Linked DNA regions of Homo sapiens: region 2 is linked to region 1. The links are chromatin contacts, found by Hi-C in ENCODE. All regions are on one chromosome and are shown on one strand. The core of a region is the stretch at or near the end of the contact, and the rest is flanking DNA. Distances in the headings are between cores, read along the strand shown.

Region 1 (5,820 bases), core at 262-2,761:
GCGGTGCCGCCTGCCTGTAATCCCAGCTACTCGGGAGGCTGAGACAGGAGAATTGCTTGAACCCGGGAGGCAGAGGTTGCAGTGAGCTGAGATCACGCCACTGCACTCCAGCCTGGGCGACAGAGCAAGACTCCGTCTCAAAAAAAAAAAAAAAAAATAGTGCTTATCATATTCAGCAAAAAGCAAGCAGCTTGTGGTCACAGTAAGAGCAGTTTTGGTATGAATAAATATGGTTTAAAATTGTTTTTCAAAAAACAAACATAAAAAACCAAAACCCAAACATTTCTCAGGAATTTTGTGAGGACGAATTTTGTGTGTGGAGAAAACGGACAAATACATTTCCCCATATATTTAAATGCTCAAAAGTTCACTCAGGTGCTCTCACCAGGCAATTACTATGACAAGTGATCACGTGCGAAAATACAGAGAATCTGGCTCGTTTTAAAGTGCAGGAGAAAAGCAAGGCCTTACTGTTTCTGAATTTGCTGTGTGTGTGTGTGTGTGTGTGTGTGTGTGTGTGTGTGTGTATGAGAAGATGGGATCTGGCTCTGAAGCGCAGACAGGAGTGCAGTGGCAAGATCGTAGCTCACCGCGGCCTCAAACTCCTAGATTCAAGAAGTGATCGGCCGGGCGTGGTGGTTCACGCCTGTAATCCCAGCACTTTGAGAGGCCGAGGTCAGGAGATCAAGATCATCGTGGCTAACACGGTGAAATCCCGTCTCTACTAAAAATACAAAAAATTAGCCGGGCGTGGTGGCGGGCGCCTGTAGTCACAGCTACTCGGGAGGCTGAAGCAGGAGAATGGCGTGAACCCGGGAGGCGCAGCTTGCAGTGAGCCGAGATCACGCCACTGCACTCCAGCCTGGTCAACACAGAGAGACTCCGTCTCAAAAAAAAAAAAAAAAAAAAGTGATCCTCCCGCCCCAGCCTCCGGAGTAGCTAGGACTACAAGCATGCACCACTGTGTCTGGCTTTTTTCTTTTTTTCTTTTTTTTTAAGTTTTCTGTAAAGACGGGGTCTTGCTACCTTGTCCAGGATGGTCTCAAACTCCTGGGCTCAAGCGATCTTCCTGCTTTGGCCTCCCAAAGTGCTGGGAATACAGGCATGAGCCACCGCGACAGGCCATGTTGCTGAATTTGGAAAGTGGAGCAAAGAATCATGCAAAAAATTAAGAAAACCAAAACGCAACCAAGGCGAATTCAATTGCATTTTTTTTTCCCAGCGACACTTTCTGAGACACGAACCTCTCTCTTCGGCGAACCTATTCCAGGGCGCCCTTCATTTTCATTTCTTGAAACAACAGCCTTGCAGGCCGAGCCGCTGTTCCCGAGAACTCGGCAGCCACAGGGAGCAGGTTGCATGGACCCAGGAGCGCGAGAGGCCCTGCTCTGCCAGCTTCGGCCAATCAGAGGCCAGGGAGCGGTGGGCGTGACGTGGGGCGGTGCGCGGGGCTGGGCGGCGGCTGAGGCGCGTGCTCTCGCGTGGTCGCTGGGTCTGCGTCTTCCCGAGCCAGTGTGCTGAGCTCTCCGCGTCGCCTCTGTCGCCCGCGCCTGGCCTACCGCGGCACTCCCGGCTGCACGCTCTGCTTGGCCTCGCCATGCCGGTGGACCTCAGCAAGTGGTCCGGGCCCTTGAGCCTGCAAGAAGTGGACGAGCAGCCGCAGCACCCGCTGCATGTCACCTACGCCGGGGCGGCGGTGGACGAGCTGGGCAAAGTGCTGACGCCCACCCAGGTACACCGGGCGGCGGGCGTGCAGCGAGCGGCACGGCGCGGAGGCCTGTGCCGGCCTCCTGGGTGGGACCCAGCGGAGACAGGGCCAGGGGCGGTGGGGAGGTTCAGCCTGCGTGTGTCGAGGCCCCCCCAGGCCAGAGGTCCCGGGGTCCATGTCCCATGCCTGGGGGCCACCCCGAGCACCGGGAACCCGGCCTGTGGCGTGGCCAGGCAGGTTCGGCCTGCGGCAGAAATTCATTCACTTTTCCCGGGCTTCAGACCCAAGAGGGACCTAGGTTCGGAAACAGGCCGGATCCCCCTCTCCCCCCACAGGCCAGGGCGCTGGAGAGGGACGTCGCCGGGACAGAGTAGGCTGTGGCTGCCCGGACGCCCCCAGAGCTTCCCCTAGGGCCTCAGCATTTTAGGCCTGGTTTTGGAGGGCTGAAGCCTCACCCGAGAGCCTGTGACGCATTATGTAACTGGCGATGAGCGCGCCGGCCGATTTCTCCTTTGTTAAATGGGTCGAGAGCGTCCAGCCGGTACGCTGGAGGGCAACGGTTTAGTTTTGGTCTTTGACCTCCCACGCCCACGGCTGGGGCTGCCGAAAGTGAAGAAACTAGATTTGCAGACGCCACTGCTAGTTGGTTATGAAGCTCCGGGCAACAGCGTAAAATAAACTGCCCCGACCTTACATTGTTTTGGATGTTCACAGAATTTAATTTTTTTGGATGTTTAAATATGTAGTGCCCATCTAACACAGCCTCCCTTTTCCTGCTCCCTGCCCGCCTCTCATCACCTTGGCTTTCTCCTTTTCTTTGCACTTTGAAACGTACAGTTAATGCAGATTTCACTTCAGCAGGCTCCAGGTAACCTCCTGATCACCAAATCCAGAAACGCTGTGATTCCGGACAGACAATGTAAGGGTGTCGTTGAGAGGGGACTCAGTGCCAGGGTTGGAATCCCAGCCTTATCTGTTTCTCTTAATAGTGTGCTGGGATACTAGCCCCATGGTGTTGTTGGGACTGAAATAATATACAGCCTGGGCAACATAGCAAGACCCCAACTCTACAAAAAAAAATTGGCCAGGTGTGATGGTGTGAGCATGTAGTTCCCAGCTGCTCAGGAGGCTGAGGTGGGAGGATCGATCGATTGAGCGCTGGAGGTTGAGGCTACAGTGAGCCTTGATAGCGTCACTACACTCCGGCCTGAGTGACAGAAGGAGACCTGGTCTCAAATAAAATACATAACGTATATAAAACTCCAGCTCCTGGCTCTTACAGTCAATACAGGGTCATTGATTTTATTAAAAATCTATTCTGTTTTGTCTTTGGAGAGTCTGAGATCAAAGAAAGAGTATTGGTTTCTTCAGCATTTCTTGTTTTTGAGACAGAGTCTCACTCTGTCGCCCAGGCTGGAGTGCAGTGGGGTGATCTTGGCCGCCTGCAGCCTCTGCCTCCCCAGCTCAAGTGATCCTCCCACCTCAGCCTCCCGAGTAGCTGGGATTACAGATTCCCGCCACCATGCCCAGCTAATTTTTGTAGTTTTAGTAGAGGCAGGTTTCACCGTGTTGGCCAGGCTGGTCTCAAACCCCTGACCTCAAGTGATCCTCTCTCCTAGGCCTCCCAAAGTGCTGGGATTACAGGCGTGAGCCACCACACCCAGCCAGTTTCTTCAGCATTTCTGACTTTTTTACTGCAAACTGGTTCCTTCATACAGGTTAAGAATAGACCCACCAGCATTTCGTGGGATGGTCTTGATTCAGGGAAGCTCTACACCTTGGTCCTGACAGACCCGGATGCTCCCAGCAGGAAGGATCCCAAATACAGGTGAGAGGTGAGAAAGACGAGAAGAGCAGGTCATGCAGAGATGAGTTATCGGGTGTAAGTCCCTTGCTGGACACAGAGAAGTAGACCTGGTTTGGGATGCCCCCACCCATGCTTAAGCCAGAGAGTGCCTTTCCTGCCCTTTTGCCCCCCTACAGCAGGTGTCTGTAACTCACAGCCGAGAGCCATATCCACCTGTGGCCTGTTTTTATACAGCCCCATGAGCTAAGAATGGTTTTTACATTTTTATTTAGTTATTTATTTTTTATTTTTTTGAGACAGAGTCTCAGTCACCCAGGCTGGAGTGCAGTGGCATGATCTTGGCTCACTGCAACCTCCACCTCCCAGGTTCAAGTGATTCTCATGCCTCAGCTAACCGAGTAGCTGGAATTACAAGCGCCCACCACCATGCCTGGCTAATTTTTGTATTTTTAGTAGAGACGGGGTTTCACCTTGTCCAGGCTGCTCTCGAACTCCTGACCTCAGGTGATCTGCCCGCCTCAGTCTCCCAAAGTGCTGGGATTACAGGTGTGAGCCACTATGCCCGGCCTGGTTTTCACATTTTTAAATGATTGGTGAAAAATTGAAAGAAGAATAGTACTTTATGATGTGGAAATTACACAAAATTTACCTGTCAGTGTCCATCAGTTAACGTTTTATTGGAGCAAAGCTATGTGTCATCTGTGGCTGCTTTCATGCTGCCAAGGCCAAGTTGAATAGTTGCAACAGAGACTGTGGCCCCCAAAGCTTAACAAATTTATTCTCTGGCCTTTTAGTGGAAAGTTTGCTGACCTTTGCTCTAGAAAATGTCAGAGGGTGGGAGGGGCTGGGTCTGCTCTTCTGCAAACACATGAGGTTCGTGCTGGCCTCTAAGAAAGTGAGGACTGGGCCGGGCGCGGTGGCTCATGCCTGTAATTCCAGCACTTTGGGAGGCCGAGTCGGGGGGATCACGAGGTCAGGAGTTCAAGACCAGTCTGGCCAACATGGTGAAACCCCGTCTCTACTAAAAATACGAAAATTAGCCAGGCATGATGGCAGGCGCCTGTAATCCCAGCTACTTGGGAGCCTGAGGCAGAGAATTGCTTGAGCCCAGGAGGAGGAGCTTGCAGTGAGCCGAGATCGTGCCACTGCATTCCAGCCTGGGTGACAGAGTGAGACTCTGTCTCAAAAAAAAAAAAAAAAGAAAGGACTGTTGTTCGTGGCTGTGTTGTGGCAGCCAGCATGTTCTTGATGCCCAGTTGCTGACTGTGCAGTGAATGTTCCCTGATCTCCTGTGGTGCTGACATCCCGTGTTTCTTCATGCAGAGAATGGCATCATTTCCTGGTGGTCAACATGAAGGGCAATGACATCAGCAGTGGCACAGTCCTCTCCGATTATGTGGGCTCGGGGCCTCCCAAGGGCACAGGTTAGTAAAGGTTGTTTTTGGTGGGAGGTTGGGGAGGGAGCTCGGGGGCACATTAGGATTGACCCAATGCTTTTCTTTTGAGAGCCCTTAACCCTGCTGGAAATAGCATCTCAGCTTACCTCTAGGGCAGCTGCCTTCAGGGCACACATTCAGACCTGCAGCAGTGTCAGGTGGCTAGAGCCTTGGGTTCTGGACAGACGGACCCTTTGTGTAGAGCTGTCTCTGCACCCCTAGCCCTTTAGCAAGCAGGGAAGTTGGTGAGAGGGAAGCACTGTTGCAGAAAGCTTAGCATGGCCTTTTGGGGCTGCAGTGAGTGGAATACACAGTTAAACTATCTCAAGCCTTTGCCCGGGGTGATCTTTGAGTTTCTTTAAAACATTTCAGAAATGATCATAGTTTCCAAATTAACTATATAAGGTTGCTTTCTGTATTTGTTTCTGAAAAAGTCTAGCTGGGTATATTGAAAACAGATTTGGAAGACTTCAGTAGAACTATATTGAAGGCGCACACACACACACACACATTGTATTGTGTAGTATCGTGTTATAGCTATTATATATAAAATACATGTAGATATTTAGAGATAGAAAGAGAAAGCCCACCGTATTGAAACTTTCCAGGTTGGGTAAGTGCCACCTAAGCTGATGGTGAGATATGCATTCTTATTGCCTGGTGTTCAGTTCAGGATGTTTCCATTTGGTGGAACTGTCATAATCCTAGCTTTTTGTACAGCTTATCCAGCCAGGAGTTAACATGAAGAGGTACAAGAACATCTCTGACATGGACAGTTGGTCATGGGCTCATGGTTTCTCTGTAGACCCGGAAGCTTCAGATGCCTTTAAACCCTCTCACGCATGCATAGTAGATGGTAAAGGGACAGA
Region 2 (5,825 bases), core at 744-3,243, 1.0 Mb after region 1:
TTTTAGCAAACTGCCTCATGCACTCACTGTTTAATATCAAAACAATTTCTCAACCTATGACTCACTGAATTCCTTAATATCCTCAGTTTACCCTCATCTCGTGAAGAAGGCAGGGCTGAGACCCGAAAGCCCACACAGGGAAAACGACATGCCTAAAATTTTCTGCCTGTTGCGGACAGATCAAAGATTAGAACCCAAGCCGAAGAGGCCTCCAAGCCAAAGGAGGATTTGTAAATTCATTCTTCCAGCTGCATGGGAAGAGCAGGAAAGTCTAGATTTGGGGCTTTGAGTTTCAGACCAGACCTCCTGCCTGAGTGTAACATCTTTCAATAATTATCAGTATTAACAGTCATAATAATAATAGAAGCTACTATTCATGAACACTTCTATGGTAGTTTTCTCATCTGTAAAATGGGATAATACTGGTACTCTTACCTCACAGGATTGCTGGTGAGGGTTAAATGAATTCATATTTATAAAGCCCATAGAGCAGGGCCTGGCATATAGCAAACATTATGTAATTGATAACTCAAAATTGAAAATACAAGGAGAAAGAGAATTACCTCATGTATTCTTCATGGTACATCTGTGAGTTGGCTACTGTTATGTCCGTTTATAAGGAGGAAAACTAACAACCTGGAGGTGCCTGGGAATAATGTTACTGCCTATAAAGATGCTTTGATTGACCAAACATTAATCGGATTTCTGAATCTTCTCCTAAGCCCATCAGTGAGGTTCCTTATAAAAATTCAGTTTTGGGCCAGGCGAGGTGGCTCACGTCTGTAATCCCAGCACTTTGGGAGGTGGAGGCAGGTGGATCATGAGGTCAGGAGTTCAAGACCAGCCTGGCCAAGATGGTGAAATCCAACTCTACTAAAAAATACAAAAATTAGCCGGGCACGATGGCGGGTGCCTATAATCCCAGCTACTCGGGAGTCTGAGGCAGAAGAATCGCTTGAACCTGGAAGGCGGAGGTTGCAGTGAGCGGAGATGGCGCAACTGCGCTCTAGCCTGGGGGACAGAGTGAGACTCTGTCTCAAAAAAAAAAAAGAAAAGAAAGAAAGAAAAATTCAGTTTTGGCATGAACTCTGCTAAGTCTGTTTAGTAGCAACCACCCATCTTCGATTTCTGATCACCCTCGATATCTGATTAGTTTCCTCATCCTCCGCGGTCCCCCAGGTGATGTCTGAGCACCCTGGCCTGTCTTCAGCAAGAATCCTCTTAGGTTAGCTGAGCCCGAATCCCTCTGACTCCTGGACTTCCCTCCTAGTAAATTTCCATTCGCTGACCCCCCACCTGCTTCTTGGCTACAAATTCACACTTACCCATGACCTACTGGGAATCAAGTCTAATCTTTCTCCCTCACTGCAAAATCCCATTGCAGGGGTCCCTACATCTATGGAGAAAGTTTCCCTGCCCAGTAAAGTCTTGCTTGTCATACTTTAACAAGCGTCATATGAATATATATATACACATTAAAAAAATTTTTTTTTTCCTTTACCAATCTCCCCAGAGGGCATTGAGGCTCTAGGAGCTTGGCCATCTTGTAAGTGGGGATTGCAACCCAGGGCCATCCTTCAAATCCACTGGGCTCCTGTCTCTCTCTTCCCTTTCTGCAGGTCCCCAGGGGAAAGGCAGGATACGACACGCTCTAGGGAAGGTATTTCCAGAGGGTGACCTGAGCCCTCAGCCAGGCTCGGGGTTATTAATAGCCAGGCCTTAGTGCCCCGCTCGGGGAGGGCGGCTCCAGCTCCTGGAGCAAGAGGAGGGCGGAGCTGAGCGGAGTGGCCAGGGGAGGAGAGAGTGTCCGGAGAGGCCGGCTGAACTTGGACGCGGCCCCTCCCAGCTCCCCCCACAGCCCAGCTGTTCCCTCCGCGGATTCTCCGGGGCTGGTTCATCACCTCCGAATATTCCTGTGACAGGAGACGCTTGCAAAACCCGCCTCCAGCCTCCAGCAGCAAATAAATAGAAGGCTTGCAGCCCAGAAGGAGCCAGAAGAAGTTTCTAGGCGCGCGTGCCCTGGGTTTATTAAGCTCCTGGCTCCGCTCTAGACCTCAGCGGTTCTGGCTGCCAGCCTGGGCAGCCTGGGAAGCCTGGGAGGACGGTGGCTTGCCGGTCTGTCGTGAGGCAGTGCGGACGGGGACCCTCTGGGATTCTGCTGGATCTGCCCCGGGGGTTACCTTTGGGGGCTGGGACCCCAGTCGAGGGGACACAACCGTCCCTGGCAGTGGTTGGTTCTGCTTCTCCCTGCAGAAAAGCAGCATTTTCGGAAGCTGAAGAATAAGCTAGCCCAGCCACACCACCTTGTTGTGTGACCTTGGGCAGGTGGTTCTGTCTCTCTGAGCCTCTGTTTCTCTCTGAGCTGAGCAGCCACCATGGCTGACGGTCAGATGCCCTTCTCCTGCCACTACCCAAGCCGCCTGCGCCGAGACCCCTTCCGGGACTCTCCCCTCTCCTCTCGCCTGCTGGATGATGGCTTTGGCATGGACCCCTTCCCAGACGACTTGACAGCCTCTTGGCCCGACTGGGCTCTGCCTCGTCTCTCCTCCGCCTGGCCAGGCACCCTAAGGTCGGGCATGGTGCCCCGGGGCCCCACTGCCACCGCCAGGTTTGGGGTGCCTGCCGAGGGCAGGACCCCCCCACCCTTCCCTGGGGAGCCCTGGAAAGTGTGTGTGAATGTGCACAGCTTCAAGCCAGAGGAGTTGATGGTGAAGACCAAAGATGGATACGTGGAGGTGTCTGGTAAGTCAGGGGCAGGAGGGAGAGAGAATGGGGAGGCCGGGATGTAGCCCTCAGCCCTGGGAATAGCCAGAGAAAGTTTCCTGGGAGCTGACGTTGGGACAGTGTGACACAGGTGACCTCAGGGCTCAGGAATGCAGCCTGCAAAGTTATCTTTACGGAAAACTTCTCTCCCGGCTCCCAGCAGAGATCTTAACCTGCCTGACTCAGCTATTGGGGCCTCTGGGTGCTCATCAATCATGGTACAGACAGGAAAATAGAAACCATGTTGGATATTTTGACAGAGGGCATTTAATATAAAGAATAGGTTAAGCAGATATCAAAGAATTAAAAAACAAAGAAGAAACGGGATTTTGTGCACTCCAGCATCATAACAGAGTCTAGAAGTGCACGTTAAGGCTGAACAATGATAGTGTTAATAACCGCAACTGGTTTCCGGTGAAACACCTCTCCTTGTCCCAGACAGGGAAACTGAGGCTTACCAGTAATTGTAGTAACACTAACTGGTAACTCTGAGTGCTAACTATTCGCTCAGCACTTTGCTAACTGCTGTTGCCTATAATATCTCAGCTAATACCACAACCAGAGGAGGTGGGTACTGTTTATCTTCTTTTTTCAGATGAGGAAACTGAGGCACGGAGAGATTAAAGTAACTTGTTCAAGGCCACCAAGGAGTCAGACCCAGGTTGTCTGGGAATTAGGAGGCCAGAAAGAAGAAGTGATGATTTACTGAGCACCTACTAGGTGCCAAGGGTGGGCTGACATTCTTATACTTCTCCAAAATCATCCTCAGTCCACTCCAGGGTAGCAGGGTAGGCCCATCTTGCAGCTGAGGAGGCTGAGGCCTAGGTGGGACTCGTTCACAGTCATGCCATGAGTCAGCAATAGGAGTGGAGTAGGGACTGGGCCTATGCACAGCTTTAGGCCCAGGGCTCTCACTGCCGCATCCCACCCTGGGAGAAATAAACATACTAGGGGGAAAAATGAGAGAAGACAGGAAGCTCAGCCCCTGTGAAGCTGGGCAGTAGAAAAATCTTTCTTTTCCTTCCCTCCTGATTAACACTCCATTAAAAAGAATGTGTTCCCGGCAGAGGCTTGCCTTCCAGAAAATCAGTCAAAGCCATTGCAAACACAGGCTGGGCAGGAACAAGCCCCAGCAGCATTCAGGGGGAGTTTCAAGCCAGTCCTGGTAGAATTATAAACATCAGAGGCTCCAGCGGGTGTGGTGGGCTGGGAGACACGCTGGGGCCACGTGCTGATGACAGGGTCAGCCAGATTTCTGAGTTGGCTGGGGAGCAGGGCATGAGTTCCGAAACTGGCTCCAACTTTAACCAGCAGGATGTGCAAATTACTTCACTTTGTGCTTCTGTTTTGTTTCCTCATCTGGAAATTAGGGTTCAAATGGTTATACCATAAGGATTGTTGTTTTAAGTGAGGTGATGCTGTAAAATGTGTACATACCTGTGAACCCAGAAAATCTGAGACAGATCTCAGTTCATTTAGGAAGTTTATTTTGCCGAGGTTGAGGACACTCCCATGACACAGCCTCAGGAAGTCCTCCTGTCACATGCCCAAGGTGGTCTGGGCACAGCTTAATTTTATACATTTTAGAGAGACATGAGACATCAATCAATATATGTAAGAAGTACATTGGTTCGATCTAGAAATGCAGGACAACTTGAAGCAGGGAGGGGTTTTCCAGGTCACAGGTAGGTGAGAGACAAATGGTCGCATTCTTTTGAGTTTCTGATTAGCCTTTCCAAAGGAGACAAACAGATAATGCATCTATGTCAGTGAGCAGAGGGCTGCCTTTGAATAGAATGGGGGGTAGGTTGGCCCTAAACAGTTCCCAGCTTGACTTTTCCCTTTAGCTTAGTGATTTGGGGGCCCCAAGATTTATTTTCCTTTCACATTCTATGACCTGGAACACAAGGAATTAGTATTATTATTGTCGTCGTTATTGTTATAGTGTCAGGCATCCAGGAAGGCCCCAATAAATAATGAATAATAGATGCTCTTTGAAACCTGGGTTCAGATCCCAGCACTGCTGTTCACTAGCATGGCGGATGTGGACGAGAAAGTCTTCATCCCTCTGAGCCTCATTTCTCCTATTTGCAGAATGGAGACCATAATAATATCTGTCCTGTAAGGGTGTAGGAAAGATTAAACATATGCAGACTATCTATGATAATATATGCGGAGTGTCTATAAAATGGAGCTAATAATAGTGCTTGCCTGGCACTCTGTAAACAGACCGATTATCACCATTCCTTCTGTCCTTGTTTTAATTAGGGTCTTAGATGCTTCTAGCCCAAGTCCAAGGGTCGACTCCACCCTGTGGTCCCTCTAGGAGACCCTCTGTCCAGCCTGGAGGGTTTTTCACCATCCTCTTTTGTAGGTGCTTCATAACAGGTGGGGTCTGGCAGCTCCATGTTGAGATCTCAGCTAAGTATCTTACTAATCCAGAGGCTTTGGGTGAGTCATGCAGTCTCAATTTCCACGTCTGTAAAATGGGGTCATTGGGAGCTTAAATAAGACAAAGACAAAGCTTTTCAGACATGCAATTAGTGACATCGGCTAGACAAAATCCAAATTCCCTGAGAGTCCATACAAGGGCTTTCATAAAAGGGGTTTAAAAATAAAATTGATATCAGGAGCTCTATTTAAGAAGCAACTTTCGGGCCGGGTGCGGTGGCTCATGCCTGTAATCCCAGCATTTTGGGAGGCCAAGGCGGGAGGATCGCTTAAGGTCAGGAGTCTGAGACCAGTCTGGTCAACATGGCGAAACCCCGTTCTACTAAAAATACAAAAATTAGCCGGGTGTGGTGGTGAGCGCCTGTAATCCCAGCTACTCAGGAGTCTGAGGCAGGAGAATCGCTTGAACCTGGGAGGTGGAGGTTGCAGTGAGCTGAGACCGTGCCACTGCATTCCAGCCTGGGCAACAAGAAAGAAATTCTGTCTCAAAAAAAATAAAAAATAAAAATAAATAAAAAGCAATTTTCAAGGGAAGTTGGAAGTCAGATCCAGTTTCCCACCCTATACCACAAAATGACAAATCCGTTCCTCCACAAGCACGTGCTAAAGGC

The links. A loop is a pair of places that touch in the nucleus more often than their neighbours do. Pooled maps may share reads with other maps.
Region 2: a map of ascending aorta shows a loop between it and region 1 (3-fold over the local background). The contact joins the promoter of HSPB8 here to the promoter of PEBP1 in region 1. A Hi-C loop is called at or near these places in 2 of 168 maps with a recorded cell type or tissue (ascending aorta and gastrocnemius medialis) and 5 of 50 pooled maps.

What each region holds. Positions count from the first base shown.
Region 1 is chr12:118,134,613-118,140,432 of GRCh38, forward strand. PEBP1 (phosphatidylethanolamine binding protein 1) reads left to right here and starts at 1,512. Exons shown (of 4, transcript NM_002567.4): 1 at 1,512-1,732; 2 at 3,427-3,536; 3 at 4,839-4,939. The coding sequence starts at 1,598. LOC101928274 (a long non-coding RNA gene) reads right to left here and starts at 1,380. Exons shown (of 4, transcript XR_945409.4): 1 at 1,245-1,380. RefSeq lists an enhancer at 1,307-1,807 and a silencer at 1,800-1,889.
Region 2 is chr12:119,176,938-119,182,762 of GRCh38, forward strand. It overlaps HSPB8 (heat shock protein family B (small) member 8), which reads left to right and starts at 1,994. Exons shown (of 3, transcript NM_014365.3): 1 at 1,994-2,742. The coding sequence starts at 2,376. It overlaps HSPB8-AS1 (HSPB8 antisense RNA 1), which reads right to left. Exons shown (of 3, transcript XR_007063482.1): 3 at 4,230-5,265. RefSeq lists enhancers at 1-417, 1,597-2,346.